Linked DNA regions of Homo sapiens: region 1 is linked to region 2. The links are chromatin loops, found by intact Hi-C in ENCODE. Cell type or tissue: PC-3. All regions are shown on one strand. Each heading gives the region's core, and the rest is flanking DNA. Links, peaks and the distances in the headings are about the cores only.

Region 1 (8,282 bases), core at 2,042-7,041, 110 kb after region 2:
TTTGCAGGTGGAATCTCAGGTCATTGATCTGAGAACTTTCTTATTTTCTTTTTTTTTTAACTTTTGTTTTAGGTTCGGGGGCACATGTGAAAGTTCGTTACATAGGTAAACTCACGTCATGGAGGTTTGTTGTACAGATCATTTCATCACCCAGGAATTAAGCTCAGTACCCAATAGTTATATTTTCTGTTCCTCTACCTCCTCCCACCCTCCACCCTCAAGTAGACCCCAGTGTCTATTATTTCTTTCTTTGTGTTCATAAGTTCTCATCATTTAGCTCCCACCTGGCAGTATTTGGTTTTCTGTTCCTTTCCTGTGTTAGTTTGCTGAGGATAATAGCCTTTAGCTCCATCCATGTTCCTACAAAAGACATGATCTCATTCTTTTTTATGGCTTCATAGTATTCCATGCTGTATATGTATTACATTTTCTGTATCCAGTCTACCACTGATGGACATTTAGGTTGATTTCATGTCTTTGCTATCGTGAATAGTGCTGCAATGAACATACACATTCATGTGTCTTTATGGTAGAATGATTTGTATTCCTCTGGGTATATAGCCAGTAATGGGATTGCTGGGTAGAATGGTAGTTCTGTTTTTAGCTCTTTGAGGAACTGTCATACAGCTTTCCACAATGGTTGAACTAATCTACACTCCCACCAAAAGTGTATAGGTGTTTCTTTGTCTTCACAACCTCACCAGCTTCTGTTATTTTTTGACTTTTTAGTAATAGTCATTCTGACTGGTGTGAGATGGTATCTCACTGTGGTTTTTATTTTCTAGTATAGGCACTTAGTGCTATAAATTTTCTCCTAAATACTGCTTTAGCAGCATCTCATAAATTCATGCCTTATTTTTATTTATATTCAGTTCAAAATACTTTCTTAATTTCCTTCTGATGTCCTCTTTAATCCAAGGATTATTAAGCAGTGTTTTATATAATTTTCAAATATTCGGGGGATTTTATAGATATCTTTGTGTTATTGATCTCTAATTTAATTCTGTTTTGGTCAGAAAACATATTGTATCATTGGTATCCTTTTAAATGTATTAAGACTTGTTTTATGTACCAGAACATGGTATAACTTGGTAGATGTTCCATATAACTAAGCACCTTAAATGCCTTTTTATATATTTAATCTTTATAAGAATGGTACTATCATTTCCATTTTAATAAAGAACCAATAGATGATACTGTCCTCCTTATTTTAAAGAGAAAAGGCTAAAAATCAATCAACTTAAATAATATATTCAATGCCAGACAGCTATTAAATAGGAGAACTGGAATATGCTCTCATCTGACACCAAAACCAAGCTGTTAACCACTCTTTCATGATTAACCCACCCACATCCATTCCTCATAAGCTGGGTAGGACCACTCATTCTAAAGAGGCTGAGTTCAGACGCTAATTTTCTCTCAAAGTCTTGAAATCTATCTCCTAAATTGCTCCTTTCTAGCATAAACACAATTGCATCAGTTGCTAATACAGATGTAAAGGTGAGTTCTGTCTGATGGTTAGAAATGTGCAAAGCCCAACTGCTGATTCAAGTCAGAAACTTGCTACTGAGCTCTGCTGCTGACTGATGCTCAATCACCAGATCTTTCTAATAATACCCAAGAACAAAGACTGATATTAGGTGTTTTTGCCTCTTCCTAGCAGGGAATGGCTGATTGTCCCTTAAAGCCCAATGATGCTTAGAGAGCCTCTGGATTAGTATGATTTATTTATATGTCTGTGGAATTTGCATAACAGCCTTTAAGTCAACCTGCCTTGAAATGGCTCTTTCCTTTCTCTTCTCTTGAATTTAATGGTCAGATATTAGAAGCACTACCTTATTGCTAGTATATGTAGTTGTAGTCCTTGTTCACTAGGACTGATGCTGATCGGGAGCCTATTAGTCCAATTCAACAAACGAGTTTTTGATCATCTGGCAGCTTCAATTATCTAAGTTATCCAGCCCCTTTCTTACTCCTGTTACTACAGTAATTTGACAAGCCTGCTAAAGATCTTTCTGGCTGCATCCACCACCTTGCACAATGAGTTATTTGAATAAATGTCTTCCAGGTGCATGTTTCTGTTACATGCAAAGTCAATTTAACTTGTAGAGTTATTTGCAGGAGCCCACATTGTCCATGTTGACTACTTCCTAATGCCACTTAGGCTAAAATCTCAAAGGAAGGGAGTGTGCTGCCTGAGTGAGCACTTCTTTCTGAGTGCCTTTCTCCATCACTTGAAATGCTAAATGGCCAGTACCAAAGGAGGGAAAAGAACTCCTGGGGATGTTCTTTAGCATCTAAATCTCTAACCTTCTCTGAAATAGACTGGTTTCTACATGCTAATTATTATCCTACAGTTTACTAAAGAGTTAATATTCATGGGAAAGCATATACAGCATCTACAAATTAATCTATGCCATACAACATCTGATTTTTGAATTTCTTCTGAGAAGTGATGCTACAGGTATAAAATGAAATCGTTCTGTACCAACTTTAAAGCCTGAAGAAGCCACCATTCAATATGACCAACAAAACTGCTTATGTTTCTGGTTTCTCCCAAATGGAAGCTACATGGTTGAAAAAAAAGTCATCTGTCCTTAAGACCCTACAAACTTTTGAGAGGCCATTAGTCAGGAATGAAAAATCAGTTTTGGTTTATGTGTCACTATTGATTGACTGGAATTAGATTCTTGGAATTCCATGTTGAGAAATGACTCTGAGGACATATCCTTCATCAGTGGGAAAAAGCATGGTGATTGATTAGTGATGTCTGCTGTGAACACAGTAAAGAGGTATGGTGGAATTCCCAGAGTGCTAGATGGGGTGCCAGAGTGCCAGAGTGCTGCGCACTGGGAATATAGCAGTGAACAAGACAGAGTCAGTTGATGAACTCATAAATCTTACAGAGTCAGAATGATTACTAGGGTCATTTCTTGCTTTGTTATCCTAAAATTTAGTCGTTCTTGTTCTGCCCACCAATCACTATTAATGGATTATTGTAAAATATCAGCAATGTCCATTAGGACCACTCAGTCCAGTTCTCTAGCAGAAAAACCCATAAGTCTTCTGTGCAGACACCTTTCGTGTCTATGTAGACAAAAGGTGTCTACATAGTAAGACTTGTCTTTCAGTCATTGTAATTTTTTCTCTTAAAGAGCAAACTGGCCAAGAAAAACTTCACCTTGCACATTTCTCCATAGTTATAGACAGTGGTAATCTTGGCCAGGGTCAACTCTTGTTTACAGAGAATGGAAAGCAATGAAAAAGAGAAAGCCAAGCATGGAGGTGGGATGGGGTAAGCAGTTACTGTCTTCTTTAGGGCCCCATGAAAAGGCAATTCCTGAGACAGACTAATCACACCAGAACAATGTGTGTTCACCTTCTTGCTAACTGGCTAGCAGCTGTTTCCAGATGCCCCCCATTTTGGTTATGTAAGCCGGGCTCACCCACATGCAAAGCCCTTCTCTATGAAGCTCAGCAGATGCCATTAACTTCTCTTCATTCTGATGGGATCAGTCTCTGCTTGCGAGAGCCTTGAAACTGCAGCTCTGCAATGCTGGCACCAAAGTCAGGGCGCAGAGCTGTCTGCAAAGGCCACCCTCTGTCCACAGATGATGCAATGGGTCAGTGTCTTTCTCACCATGGGGACAGCAGTTGACATGGAAACGGTTGTTCTTGCTTCTACACATAACCATTACGCCTCACCCAGGCTTACCAAATGTTGAAAATATTTGTCTGCCCAGCATCCATTTTTTCTACCTCTAGGAACTGCATCAAGATTATCTTCTGGGAAGTCATCCTTGCTGAACTCCCAAACCTGTTGTTTTAGATAGTATGTGTTCTACCCCAGCCCTAAGCCGAGCATGTGACTTATACCTGGTCAAACTAAGTCACAGGAAGTTTTTAGTTATAGACATGTGACCCATTCTGTATCCATGAGTGTCAGCTCTGGGATTCTGCTGAAGTGATTAGGAAAGTGACAGGGTTTTGCTGGCTGTTGTCAAGCTGATGAAATGAGCCTGGAGCCGTTGGTGTCTTATCTTTCCCACAAGCAGCATAGAACATGCTAGAAAATACAGTTCAGAGGAAAAGCAGAGTTGAGGGACTGAGAGAAACACATTTACACTGATATGATTTGAGCATCTGGATTCAGCCTCACCTGGATTTAACTACAATTTTAGACTTTTCAATTATATGAAAAAATTTATGTCTTTTTTGCTGAGGGAAGTTTGAATTAGGTTTCTGTCACCTGCACCCCAAAAAGTTCTGATGAATGTACAGAAAAGTCCTGATGAAATGTTCTCCCTTCACAGAGATTTTCACAGGAATTGGGCAGAATTAGACATAACTATGAAAGTGCCAGTTTTAAGCAACCAGTACCTTTCTAGAAGTGCTGTTAGGTATCAGTGTATCAGCACATGACAATCAAGAGCTTAGCTGGCAAGCACTTGCTGTGTACCCATGGTGGGAAGCAGGGCCGACTAGGGTCCCTGTTCTCATTGAGTGTGCAGTCTAGCCAGGAAGGCTGAACTAACATAGGTTAATACTTTAAGCAGAAGTTCTTACCTTCATGGCCACGGTACATTGGTGAGTCACAATATATTATGAGTTGTACCACAAGTAATTTGTGACTCATGAAGCTAAAGTACCAATATTATTGACAGATGATTTAAAAAACAAACATGAATTAGAGTAGATTCAAGGTTATCGCAATAATAATGTCATATTCATTCACTTCGTTCTCTAGGATGTTTTCCTGAGTGGGAGAGAAAGAGTGGGCATAACAGCTATGGCCCACGCACCCCTGTCTCCCGGAGTGTGTTGTTCCCAAAGATGTCATCTACCATATGTGTTTAGGCAATCATAATAATGTCAGTGTGAAGCAGGAGGAGGAGGAGCAACAGCAGAAGAATTGCTAATGTTTACTGTGCACTGATGAGGCAATAGGTACTATGCTGAGTGCGTTACAAGGATTGTTTCATTTAATGTACATGAGAAACCTCTATGTACTTTTTCTCCTGTTTTGTAGTTGAAAGAACAACTAGCTGCTGAACAGAGTGAGTCTGTCTCAAGTACTTCTGGAGTTCAGAGAAGGGAGAGCTCAGTATAGGCTAGAGTTGTTGGGAAAGGTCCCAAGGAGGACGTGTGACTTAAGCAGGGAGAAGTAGAATCTGTAAAAACAGAGGAGCCAAGGAGGACATTGCAGGCTTTGGTATAAATGAGACAAGTACAGTACATAGGGTGCCAGTCTCACCCTCTGGACACCTTTAGTGTTGGTACCAGGATACTGCATTGGTGTTGAGCAATTGCATTTGTCTTGCAGTGGCTATTCCACACATCCCATCCTACCTCCAGGACTTTGTCCAAGCTGTTGCTTTTATCCTTGCCCCTGTGGCTGAGTAGCTCCTGAGTGATACTCTGGACCCTCTGAGGTTCTTTCTACCCTCCCTCGAGAAGAGAAGCTGCTCCCTCTAAGAGAAGCAAAGCAAATTATTCTTTCCTTGGCTGCCTCTTCCCAGGACTCTCCACTGTGGTATCCCTCCTGGGCCCAACCCCAGCTACAGATTTTTCACATGCTTCTCCTTGGCTGGCCCCAAAATCTAGATCAGCCTCTCCTGCATGCCAAAACAATTAGGTTGGTGCAAAAGTAATTGCAGTTTTTTCCATTACTTTCGATGGCAAAACCTCAATTACTTTGCACCAACCTAATTGTTTTGGCATGCAGGTTTTTGGCATGTGGTTTTTGCCATTACTTTCAATGGCATCCTGAGACAAGACTTGATCTTATCACTTCCCATGTCAAAACCTTTAAAGTTAAAAATGAGCATTTAGTAAATGCTTAATGTGTGGCCAGCCCTGTGCAAGCATTTGTATGCATTGCTTTATTGAATCTTCACCAGGAGTCTGTAAAATAGGACTATGATCATCTATCTTTTATAGATGAGGAGATTGTAGCTCAGAGACGTTAAGTAAATGATGTTATGTTGGAAGCAAGGGCAGCTGCATGGTGCCAGACAGACCACACTCTTAAGCACGATGCTCCCATCCCTCTAACACATCAATTGTTGTCTTCAGGATAAAATCCCACAGCCTTGACCCAACAATCCAGGCTCTCCACCATCAAGACTTGATTTAATTCTCTAGTCTCCACTTCCCACCTTGCCTGACAACACATTTCAACTGCTGGACCAGACAAGATGGCATGCAGTTCCCCACCTCTGTGCCCGCATTTGTGCCTGGTTCTCCACCAGGAATGCCATCTTCACTTGTTGATCCACCCTTTAAAATCTACCTTTTCCAGGAGTATTTTCAATTCTTTCTCTTACTTCATTGTTACCAAAATTAAACTCTGCCTCTCCCATGTATGTCCTTCGTATAGCTTTAGAAATGCATTGCATGGTCAGTCTTGCTTTTCTGTTATTTGCATGCAGTTACTTTATCATAAACCCCTAACAGGCAGGAAGTGGGTTTTACTTTTCATGAGTTTCTCATGGGCGCTTAGATCAGAGCCCTGCCCTCATGGGTAGGTTCTGTTCCCCCTCTGCCAGAAAGCAAAAGGTCCTTCCCAGAACTTCTCTCCACCTTCCTTCATCCAAAGCTGAGTCTTGTTTTTCATTTGTTTGTCAAATAAAGTGGATGGGCTTAAGACAGAAAAGGGCCATGGATATACCAGGCATATAGCAGTGCAAAAGGCAAACACTGTTTCTAAGCTAAAGTTTTCTCCCTGATGTTCCCAAAAGTCCTATCTTATTTATGATCCCTGGCAATTGCCAGCTTCACATCATGGTGAACTTTTTTTTTTTTTTTTTTTTTTTTTTTTTTTTTTTTTTTTTTTGAGACGGAGTCTCGCTCTGTCGCCCAGGCCGGACTGCAGTGGCGCAATCTCGGCTCACTGCAAGCTCCGCTTCCCGGGTTCACGCCATTCTCCTGCCTCAGCCTCCCCAGTAGCTGGGACTACAGGCGCCCGCCACCGCGCCCGGCTAATTTTTTGTATTTTTAGTAGAGACGGGGTTTCACCTTGTTAGCCAGGATGGTCTCGATCTCCTGACCTCATGATCCACCCGCCTCGGCCTCCCAAAGTGCTGGGATTACAGGCGTGAGCCACCGCGCCCGGCCGGTGAACATTTTATTATGCAAACTCAAGGTGCATTGTCCTCATGAGCTAAGGATCCTTAAAGCTAAGGTTCTGTAATGATATTGCATTATAAATTGATTTTATTTCCCAAAATGATAAAATAAAATTGATTTTATTTCCCAAAATGATATCACGAGACAGTTTCTGGTATCAGAGAAGGGAGGAGCTTCAGGGTGAAAGGTGGGAGGTCTTTCCACCCCTGGAATTGTACCATAGAGCGGGGTGCTCACCCTCTTGTGAGAAACTCTGGTTTTGCCCAGAGCACCCTACTCCCCTTTGGTCTGTCTGAGCATCTAAGAAGATCATTTGAACTTGATGGTGAGAATGGTCAGGGAACATCTTGACCAGCCTTCTCAGTTCACAAATGGAGAAAATGCCCCCAACTGCCAAAGGGGAGTCCCCTTCCAAGCTGACAAGCACGAGCTGGCCTGAATCCCAGTATCTCCCTATATGTACCATCATGCTACACTCGGTACATCACTACATCACTCGATCTTTCTGGATGCCCCTGAAATGCCCCTAAAAAGTCAAAGAAAAGGATTGCCCCATGAAAAGGGAAAGGAAAGCAGGACCATCCAGGGACTTTCCTGGGACTTGACCACTTACGATCCTGTCAAAGTGACAGACTGTGGACTTGGCTGTGGAGTCCAGGAATTAGAATGAGAGAAGAAAGGGAAGGTGGGGAAGAAAAGGCTTGATGCAGGGCAGGCAAAGACAGCAAAGGTGGTGTTGAGTGGAACAAGGGCCTGATAATTTATCATCGACTCAAGAGGCAGACAAAAGACTAGGCAGAGAGCTGCAGCACAGTCCTGCAAAGAATAGAGGGCCCCATCAAGGCAGGCCCTTCCTACTGCACTAGGTGCTCTCTGGAAGGTATATCTTAGCTTAAAGACAAAGCCAAGTGGTGTCGTTAGTCCAGGGCCACGTGGTAGGAGGGGGAGGCCTTCTGAGGCATGGAGAGTCTAGAACCTTCTCTCTGCATCCCTATCTAGGGTGCAATAGTAGATTTTCAATCAGTATGTATTGGATGAATGAGTCCCTTGGGAAGGGTAATATATTAACCTATTAGGGTTACTATAAATAAAGGGACTATTAATAAAGCTATTAATCTGCTGCTAATAGCTTTGTGCAAACCAGTTTAAAATGA
Region 2 (8,282 bases), core at 1,769-6,768:
AAACCAGGAGGTGGGTGCTAGCTGAGAAGTGCAGATGTAGTGCTCCGGTGGGGGTCAGGCTGGAGTGGAGACTGGTGAGTCATTGCTCATGCTTGGCATTTGGAGATCAGAGAGAGCAAGACTGCTTAGGGGAAGGGACAGAGCAGAGGTGCTTGCAGGCTGAAGCCGCACTCTGATGGTTGTGTTGAGCCTACACTGAATTTTGGAAAAAAGCAAACCAGTCACTGGCATTTAAAAATCAGAGCAATTTACAAAAATCTAGGTTTCTGGCATTTCTTTAGTGATGAGAATATCTGGCAATACTGGGCCTACATCACAAGGCGACAGGTGACTGCAGCTGAGTGGCTGCCGCCCCTTTAGAGAGGTAGGCATGCTCCAGGTCCCCACTTTCCCTAGACAGCTCCCTCCATTTCCATTCCCTGCCTAGCCGCTGAAGACTTCCACATTTGTGATCCTCATATAGAGTAAGGGGTGGGAAATACATCGAGGGGAGAACACTCACAGTCACTGGATAACTCCTAGGTAGATCTCTTTTCCTGGTTTCACCTCAAATTTTTCCATTTTGCCCAGATTCTAGTCATAAGACACGAATTCGATATTCCTAAAAGGAAAGAAGAACCTCTTCAGAGGTGGAGAAGTTTAATACATTGCTCATTGCAGCAGGTGCTGGACGGAGGTGGTTATTCATTCCTACTAATAGAATTAAGCCCACAGCCTGGTCTCTAGTGCACTTACAAGTAATCAATATTTAAAGAAAGTTGGAAATTAAAAGGCCCCCAGCCCTGCCTACTAACAAGAAAGAACTGGAAAGGGTTGGGAATTTATTGTTCAGTTTTGAAGCCAGGAACCACTCAGACAGGGCTGGAGAGCAATTTGTTTTTTGCTCTCCAATTGCCACTGGACTGATTTTACCCCCGCGATGTAATCTTGTTATGCTATGGTTACACTGGACCACATAAATTCATACTTTGTCCTCCAATGAAACAAATGCTTTCTTGCCTGCCCTTTCTGCTTTTATGAAAAAAAGTCATCACAGTATTTTCTGTTTTAGCCTGAATATGCTTTTATGAAGAAAACTTAGGAACCAAAAGGCATATCTTACACATGCTTCAAAGAAAACAGTATCCTGAGTTCTGAATTGTTTTTGCTCCTTGCCTGAATTCTTTGAAAACCCTGAAAATGATATTATTTCCTTTTTTTTTTTTAAAAAAAAAGTGAAGTGGCTCATTGTAGCTGAGGATTTCCATAATAATAGCTCCAGTACCAGGACGTCAAAGAAGTGATCACTCACTTCAAGGGGTACCTTTTTTAAAAAAAAATCATACCTTAAGTTTTAGGGTACATGTGCACAACGTGCAGATTAGTTACATATGTATACATGTGCCATGTTGGTGTGCTGAACCCAGTAACTCGTCATTTAACATTAGGTATATCTCCTAATGCTATCCCTCCCCCCTCCCCCCACCCCACAACAGTCCCCGGTGTGTGATATTCCCCTTCCTGTGTCCATGTGTTCTCATCGTTCAATTCCCACCTATGAGTGAGAACGTGCGGTGTTTGGTTTTTTGTCCTTGGGATAGTTTGCTGAGAATGATGCTTTCCAGCTTCATCCATGTCCCTATAAAGGACATGAACTCATCATTTTTTATGGCTGCATAGTATTCCATGGTGTATATGTGCCACATTTTCTTAATCCAGTCTATCATTGTTGGACATTTGGGTTGGTTCCAAGTCTTTGCTATTGTGAATAGTGCCGCAATAAATATACATGTGCATGTGTCTTTATAGCAGCATGATTTATAATCCTTTGGGTATATACCAAGTAATGGGATTGCTGGGTCAAATGATATTTCTAGCTCTAGATCCTTGAGGAATTGCCACACTGACTTCTACAATGGTTGAACTAGTTTACAGTCCCACCAACAGTGTAAAAGTGTTCCTATTTCTCCACATCCTCTCCAGCACCTGTTGTTTCCTGACTTTTTGATAGCCATTCTAACTGGTGTGAGATGGTATCTCATTGTGGTTTTGATTTGCATTTCTCTGATGGCCAGTGATGGTGAGCAATTTTTCATGTGTCTTTTGGCTGCATAAATGTCTTTAGAGAAGTGTCTGTTCATACCCTTCGCCCACTTTTTGATGGGGTTGTTTGTTTTTTTCTTGTAAATTTGTTTGAGTTCATTGTAGATTCTGGATATTAGCCCTTTGTCAGATGAGTAGATTGCAAAAATTTTCTCCCATTCTGTAAGTTGCCTGTTCACTCTGATGGTGGTTTCTTTTGCTGTGCCGAAGCTCTTTAGTTTAATTTGATCCCATTTGTCAATTTTGACTTTTGTTGCCATTGCTTTTGGTGTTCTAGACATGAAGTCCTTGCCCATGCCTATGTCCTGAATGGTATTGCCTAGGTTTTCTTCTAGGGTTTTTATGGTTTTAGGTCTAACATTTAAGTCTTTAATCCATCTTGAATTAATTTTTGTATAAGGTGTAAGGAGGGGATCCAGTTTCAGCTTTCTCCGTATGGCTAGCCAGTTTTCCCAGAACCATTTATTAAATAGGGAATCCTTTCCCCATTTCTTTTTGTCAGGTTTGTCAAAGATCAGATTGTTGTAGATATGCAGCATTATTTCTGAGGGCTCTGTTCTGTTCCATTGGTCTATATCTCTGTTTTGGTACCAGCACCATGCTGTTTTGGTTACTGTAGCCTGGTAGTATAGTTTGAAGTCAGGTAGCGTGATGCCTCCAGCTTTGTTCTTTTGGCTTAGGATTGACTTGGCAATATGGGCTCTTTTTTGGTTCCATATGAACTTTAAAGTAATTTTTTCCAATTCTGTGAGGAAAGTCATTGGTAGCTTGATGGGGATGGCATTGAATCTATAAATTACCTTGGGCAGTATGGCCATTTTCATGACATTGATTCTTCCTACCCATGAGCATGGAATGTTCTCCCATTTGTTTGTATCCTCTTTTATTTCATTGAGCAGTGGTTTGTAGTTCTCCTTGAAGAGGTCCTTCACATCCCTTGTAAGTTGGATTCCTAGGTATTTTATTCTCTTTGAAGCAATTGTGAATGGGAGTTCACTCATGATTTGGTTCTCTGTTTGTCTGTTATTGGTGTATAAGAATGCTTGTGATTTTTGCACATTGATTTTGTATCCTGAGACTTTGCTGAAGTTGCCTATCAGCTTATGGAGATTTTGGGCTGAGATGATGGGGTTTTCTAGATATAATCATGTCATCTGCAAACAGGGACAATCTGATTTCCTCTTTTCCTAATTGAATACCCTTTATTTCCTTCTCCTGCCTAATTGCCCTGGCCAGAACTTCCAACACTATGTTGAATAGGAGTGGTGAGAGAGGGCATCCCTGTCTTTTGCCAGTTTTCAAAGGGAATGCTTCCAGTTTTTGCCCATTCAGTATGATATTGACTGTGGGTTTGTCTTAGACAGCTCTTATTATTTTGAGTGACCTGAATACAGTGTGTTAGGTAAAACTTTCAGCTGGGTTCTGAATTCTAGAACCACTTTGCTGCTAGCTTGCTGTGTGACCTTTGGGAATTCACTTTCCCTCTCTGGGCCTCAGGTTTGCATTTGTAAAATGAGTAAATTAGACAGGATCAGGCTTCCCAAAATTTAGTTATTCAAGTACCACTTTCACAATTTTTGCCACAACCTCATATTATCTGTTCTATTGTTAATATACTATTTTTGGGTGACTTTAAGTACATCTCTTACAAATATACTTTGTATTGCTATTAAAAATGAAAAACCAGTATCACGTTCCCTAACTAGAAAATAATCCTAAAAATAAGTACAATGAGAACAAAGCAATTATATTCAATTCAGATACTGTCAGCTGCCACGTAATGGTTGCTCACATCAGCAGAGTGACAAACCTGTTTCCTGTGAAGTTACTCATTGAATCCCCACGGTAAATCTATGAAAGAAGGACTACTATTAACCCCATTTCACAGAGGAAGACGCTGAGCCGTGGAGAGGTTTATTAACGTCTCCAAGGTCACAGAGTGCCTGTGTGCCTTAGCGGGGATTTTAACCCAAGCAAGCTGTGCTGTTTGCCTATTGGTGTGGGCCTGCTCTCCGTTTGTTAACAAAGGGAGATTGTCTTGTGTCCAAGGGTGTTAAAGACACACTAACACAAAAAGAGACTTTCTTGCTGATGTCATCAGAGGTGGTGAAAGTGGATCAGAAGGGCGATTTGATGTCCTCTACCCCTTCACTCCTCCTGTGTGTCTGCTCTCTTCAGTGCTTACCTGACTGCACGAAGTTCTATTTTGTGATTCACTTGCTCTGTACTTAAATCCTTATCTTACTCATTTTCCATTGCTGAATATCACATTTTGCCCCTATTTTTCTTAAATGAAATTTTAGAAGAGTGACACAAAATGGGATTTTTCACACAAGGCGGCTCCCCTCCATTAGGAACACAAGGGGAGTCTGAGATTAGCGGCAATCAGCTCAGTCCTCATAATGTTACAATAATGACTTGGAGTATCTTTTAACAGCAGTTAACACATCCTGGAGGGCCAGCGTGGCAATTGTCATTCACATCACCCCACATCTCTTTCGTCCTGGGTTCCTGGGGGATTCAAGGTGGTGGCTGGTGACAGCAGGTAGGAGTGGAAGAAGGAGAGGTGGGAGGCAGGCAGAGATGGAAACCACAGCCTCAGGACCATCTCTGGAGTGAGTAAGCTGGGACTGCAAGACTGATTCATAGCAGGCCTGGGGCCAGAGTCATGAAAACTTGATCCAAACATTTGTGCAAAGCGCTTCCCTGATGTGCAATAAAGGGCCCCCATAAATGTGACACATTCCCCATTCTCTACGAGAAGGAGAGTCGAGCACTGCTGGCAGGTGCAATAGCCTGGAACTTCCTGCCAGAGTGCGAATCACTCACGCTTGCCCAAGCCCTGAAACCCTGGAGGCCTCTCAAGGCATCCAGGGAGGGTGTCAGGTGGCTGGGGTGTGGTGGGCTGATTTAACATAACAGCGGCTACAAACCTACTCTTACTTTTACCTTAATAATCATACTAGAAGCAGCTATAGAGCCTGTGCTGTGTATAGGACATTGGGCTAAGGGCTCAACATGCATGATCCCATTTAGTTCTCTTCAACACTGTGGAGTCGGTACTATTCTTATCCCTACACTACAGATGAGAAAACTGAACCTTGGAGCAGTTAAGTAACTAGTGAGTGGTGAAGCCAAGATGGGAAGCCAGGCAGTCCGGCTCCAGAGCCAAAGCTTTAAAACCCTGTGATATGCAAAAAGAAGAGGTTTATTAGATTCTAGGTAGCTCACAGAATGGAAGCGAGAGGAAGGTTGGGTGGGACAGGAACCAAGGAAGATCTGGGACTGTTTCTTTAGGCCATTGCCATGGAATGACTCAGCCTTCAGGAGTGTATGTTCAGCAGCTGATTTTCTGCTCTGTGGTTTGGAGTGGGAGCTGATCACAGAATGTGCTGTGTTTTATTACCTTCTGCTCTGGGCTCAGCTCTGGAGTTGGAGGTAGAAGGACTGTGTGCTGTGTGACCTTGGGCAAATAATTTAACCTCTCTGGGCCTTAGTTTTTTTCAATCTGTAAAATAGGGACAATAATAGTATCAGTTACATAGGGATATTGCAGGGATTATATTAGCAAATATTTGCCAAGCATCTAGCATGGTGCTTGATACTTAGCAAGCACACAGAATGATTGTCAATAAAGGCAGGTGGGGGGCAGCTTGTTGGGCCCCTACAGCTGTGGATCCTGAACACCTCTCCCCTTTGTCTACTCTGTCAGCTCACCCTGAGGAATATGACCACTTTTTCTATATGGTCTGCTAGAGAACCTTGCTACTCAAAGTGTGGTCCGTGGACCAGCAGCAGCAGTGAACTGCTCACCTGTGAGTTTGTTTGACATTCAGAGACCCAGGCCTCTCTCCAGACCTCCTGAATCAGATTGCATTTTACCAAGATCCCCAGGTATTTTGTACGCACAGGAGTTTAAGAAGCACAGCCTCAGAAATTTAAAAAGCAAATAAAAGAAGAAAAGAGGCCTAGAATTTCTTTATCATCATTGGAGATTCAGTATGAAGCATGTACTTTTGTTTTCCCAAGCTACAACCTTTAGGATAATAATAATTCCCATGATGGTAGTAGCACTTCGCAATGTGACTAAAAGGCCATCACACTCACTTTTTTGCTTGCTTTGAGGTATGACCCTGTATGGTTGGCAGAGCAGCCAATGTTTTCTCCATTTTATAGATGTGAAAACTGAGGCAAAGAGTCTCAAGTGATTTTCCAATGTTACCCTGCTACCAAATGTCAGAGCCAGAAAGCAAGACAGGTCTTTCGGTGTCCTAATTCAGGGCTTATTGCAGTTTCCATTCTGTTCATCAACAATGAGAGAATCCATGCTGGTTCTTCTTCCTTCTCAGTTACCAGGACATAGCCTGTCACCAAGTCCCATGACTTTGTTCCATCAGGATGACTTGGATTCAGGCTTTTGTTATGATTTCCCTTGTTCTACCTTCAGCTAAGCTCTGGTCATAATAACAACAATATCAGTGGTTGCATATTGAAGACTTATTCTGCTAAGTAAGAGCCTTCCTTGTGTTAATTAACTCATTTCATCCTCCCAGCCACCTTATAAGATAGGCACTATTATTATCACCATCTTATTATAGATGGTACAACTGAGGCACTAAGTGAGAAAGTTGTCCAAGATCAATAGCAAGTAGTGGAGCTGGGGTTTGAACATGAGGAGCTGTTCACATCTCAATTTCTGCACTAGCTTCTGAGATGGTGTGTCTATGCATGGTCTGCCCTCCAAGCCTGTGAAACATGGGTGTCTTCCTTCCTCTTCCTTCTGCCTTCCCCAAAAAGCCTTTTTTTTTTCAATAGCATGTTCTGATTGAAGCTCCCCTCTTTTTGCATTCCTCAACATGCACTAATATCCATTATACTTTATCATGAATTACTTGTTAATTTCTTGTTGCACTCATGAGAATATAACCTCCAGGAAGGCAGGGGCTTCTTGGACAACACAGCTGTTGTTCCATCACAGTGACTAGCACAGAGTAGGTGCTCAGTAAATGTTTTCTTTTTAAAAAATATAGAGAGTTGGGGTATTACTATGTTGCCCAGGCTTGTCTCAAACTCCTGGGGTCAAGCAATCTTTCCACCTCGGCCTCCCAATGTTGGGATTACAGGTGTGAGCCACCATGCCTGGCCTCAGTAAATGCTTATCGGATGAAGACGGTTCATTGCATTAGTTTGGTCTCTTCACCTAGGCTGTAGTTACATGTGGAGAGTATCCAAAACTATGTCTGTATCCCCCACAGAACCTCAATGGTTCCAGAATGCCATACAGTTGATATTTATTGATACAAAGCCACGTGTTCCCCCTCAGTGCATTCATCGAGGGCCGACACAGCCATTGGTATTTAGTCCTCTGGGTTTCTCATCTCTGTCTAAAACAAGGTGAGGTGAGACCCTCACAATTACCTTGTTTATCACCACCAGGATCCAGGTAGAGACTTTTGGCCAAGCAGGGCCTGTGGTAAGGAGATACCCGACTCCGATAATACCGCAGACTGAGCTCGTGAGGTCATGTGTAATCAGTGGCTCCATTGACTACAGCCTGAGCCTTGGACCAGGTGCCAGGCAGGGGCCTGTGGGAGGTCAGAGTCTGTCCCCTCCCTGGCTCCTTGGCACAAATTAGTGCTGATGAGCTAGAGGAGGAATTCCTGCCTTTGAGGTATGAGCCAGCTGGGCTGCTGCTACCGATCAGCTAAGAAAATAAGTCATCCCAGCCACCTGCGGTTCACCCAAGGGCTGGCGCCAGAGTGGGAGCTGGGAAGGTCTTCCTGGGAGGGCTGGGAGCTGCTGGAGATATCAGCTGGGCTCAGGTGAAAGCTTTGTGGATGGGGAGGTCCAGACTCGAGAGTGTAGGATTAACTCTATTTTCAGGCTCTGGGCTCACAGTCTGCCCCTTGGCTTGGCTTCCAAGGGCTGAGGCTACAGCTTATGCATTTATGTGATTTGGGTGGGCAGGGACACTCATCTGTGTCCCATGGGGTGGGAAGATCATTCTGGTTGATTAGTTGGGGACGAATGGGCCTGTGCCCCCTTCTCCCTAGCAGTCTAATACTGGGAGTGTTAGTTTCACCCACCGCTCACCACTCGCCCTTTGCAAGAGTCCTGCTCTTGAGGCCTGCCATTCTCATCACCCCTTAGATGAAATCCAATTGAATTCCCATGGAGGTAAGTATAAACAGTTCTACCAT

The links. A loop is a pair of places that touch in the nucleus more often than their neighbours do. Peaks named below come from ENCODE experiments on the same cell type or tissue, not always from the same donor. Only the 100,000 strongest peaks of a DNase experiment are listed, where the experiment ranks them.
Region 1: a loop joins it to region 2, with 6 times the contacts of the local background. A loop is called at or near these places in 1 of 110 quality-filtered maps.

What each region holds. Positions count from the first base shown.
Region 1 is chr5:159,732,764-159,741,045 of GRCh38, reverse strand. No RefSeq gene overlaps it. Among named protein-coding and RNA genes, the nearest start is that of LINC01847, 130 kb to the left of the region's middle. In PC-3, for the core only: no CTCF peak of the experiment used is centred there; DNase peaks (open chromatin) are centred at 4,585 and 4,925; H3K4me3 peaks cover 818 bases; H3K27ac peaks cover 1,478 bases.
Region 2 is chr5:159,846,907-159,855,188 of GRCh38, reverse strand. The region is part of intron 2 of LINC01847 (long intergenic non-protein coding RNA 1847); the gene reads left to right. Among named protein-coding and RNA genes, the nearest start is that of LINC01847, 20 kb to the left of the region's middle. In PC-3, for the core only: no CTCF peak of the experiment used is centred there; DNase peaks (open chromatin) are centred at 3,888, 4,778 and 5,418; H3K4me3 peaks cover 1,027 bases; H3K27ac peaks cover 2,744 bases.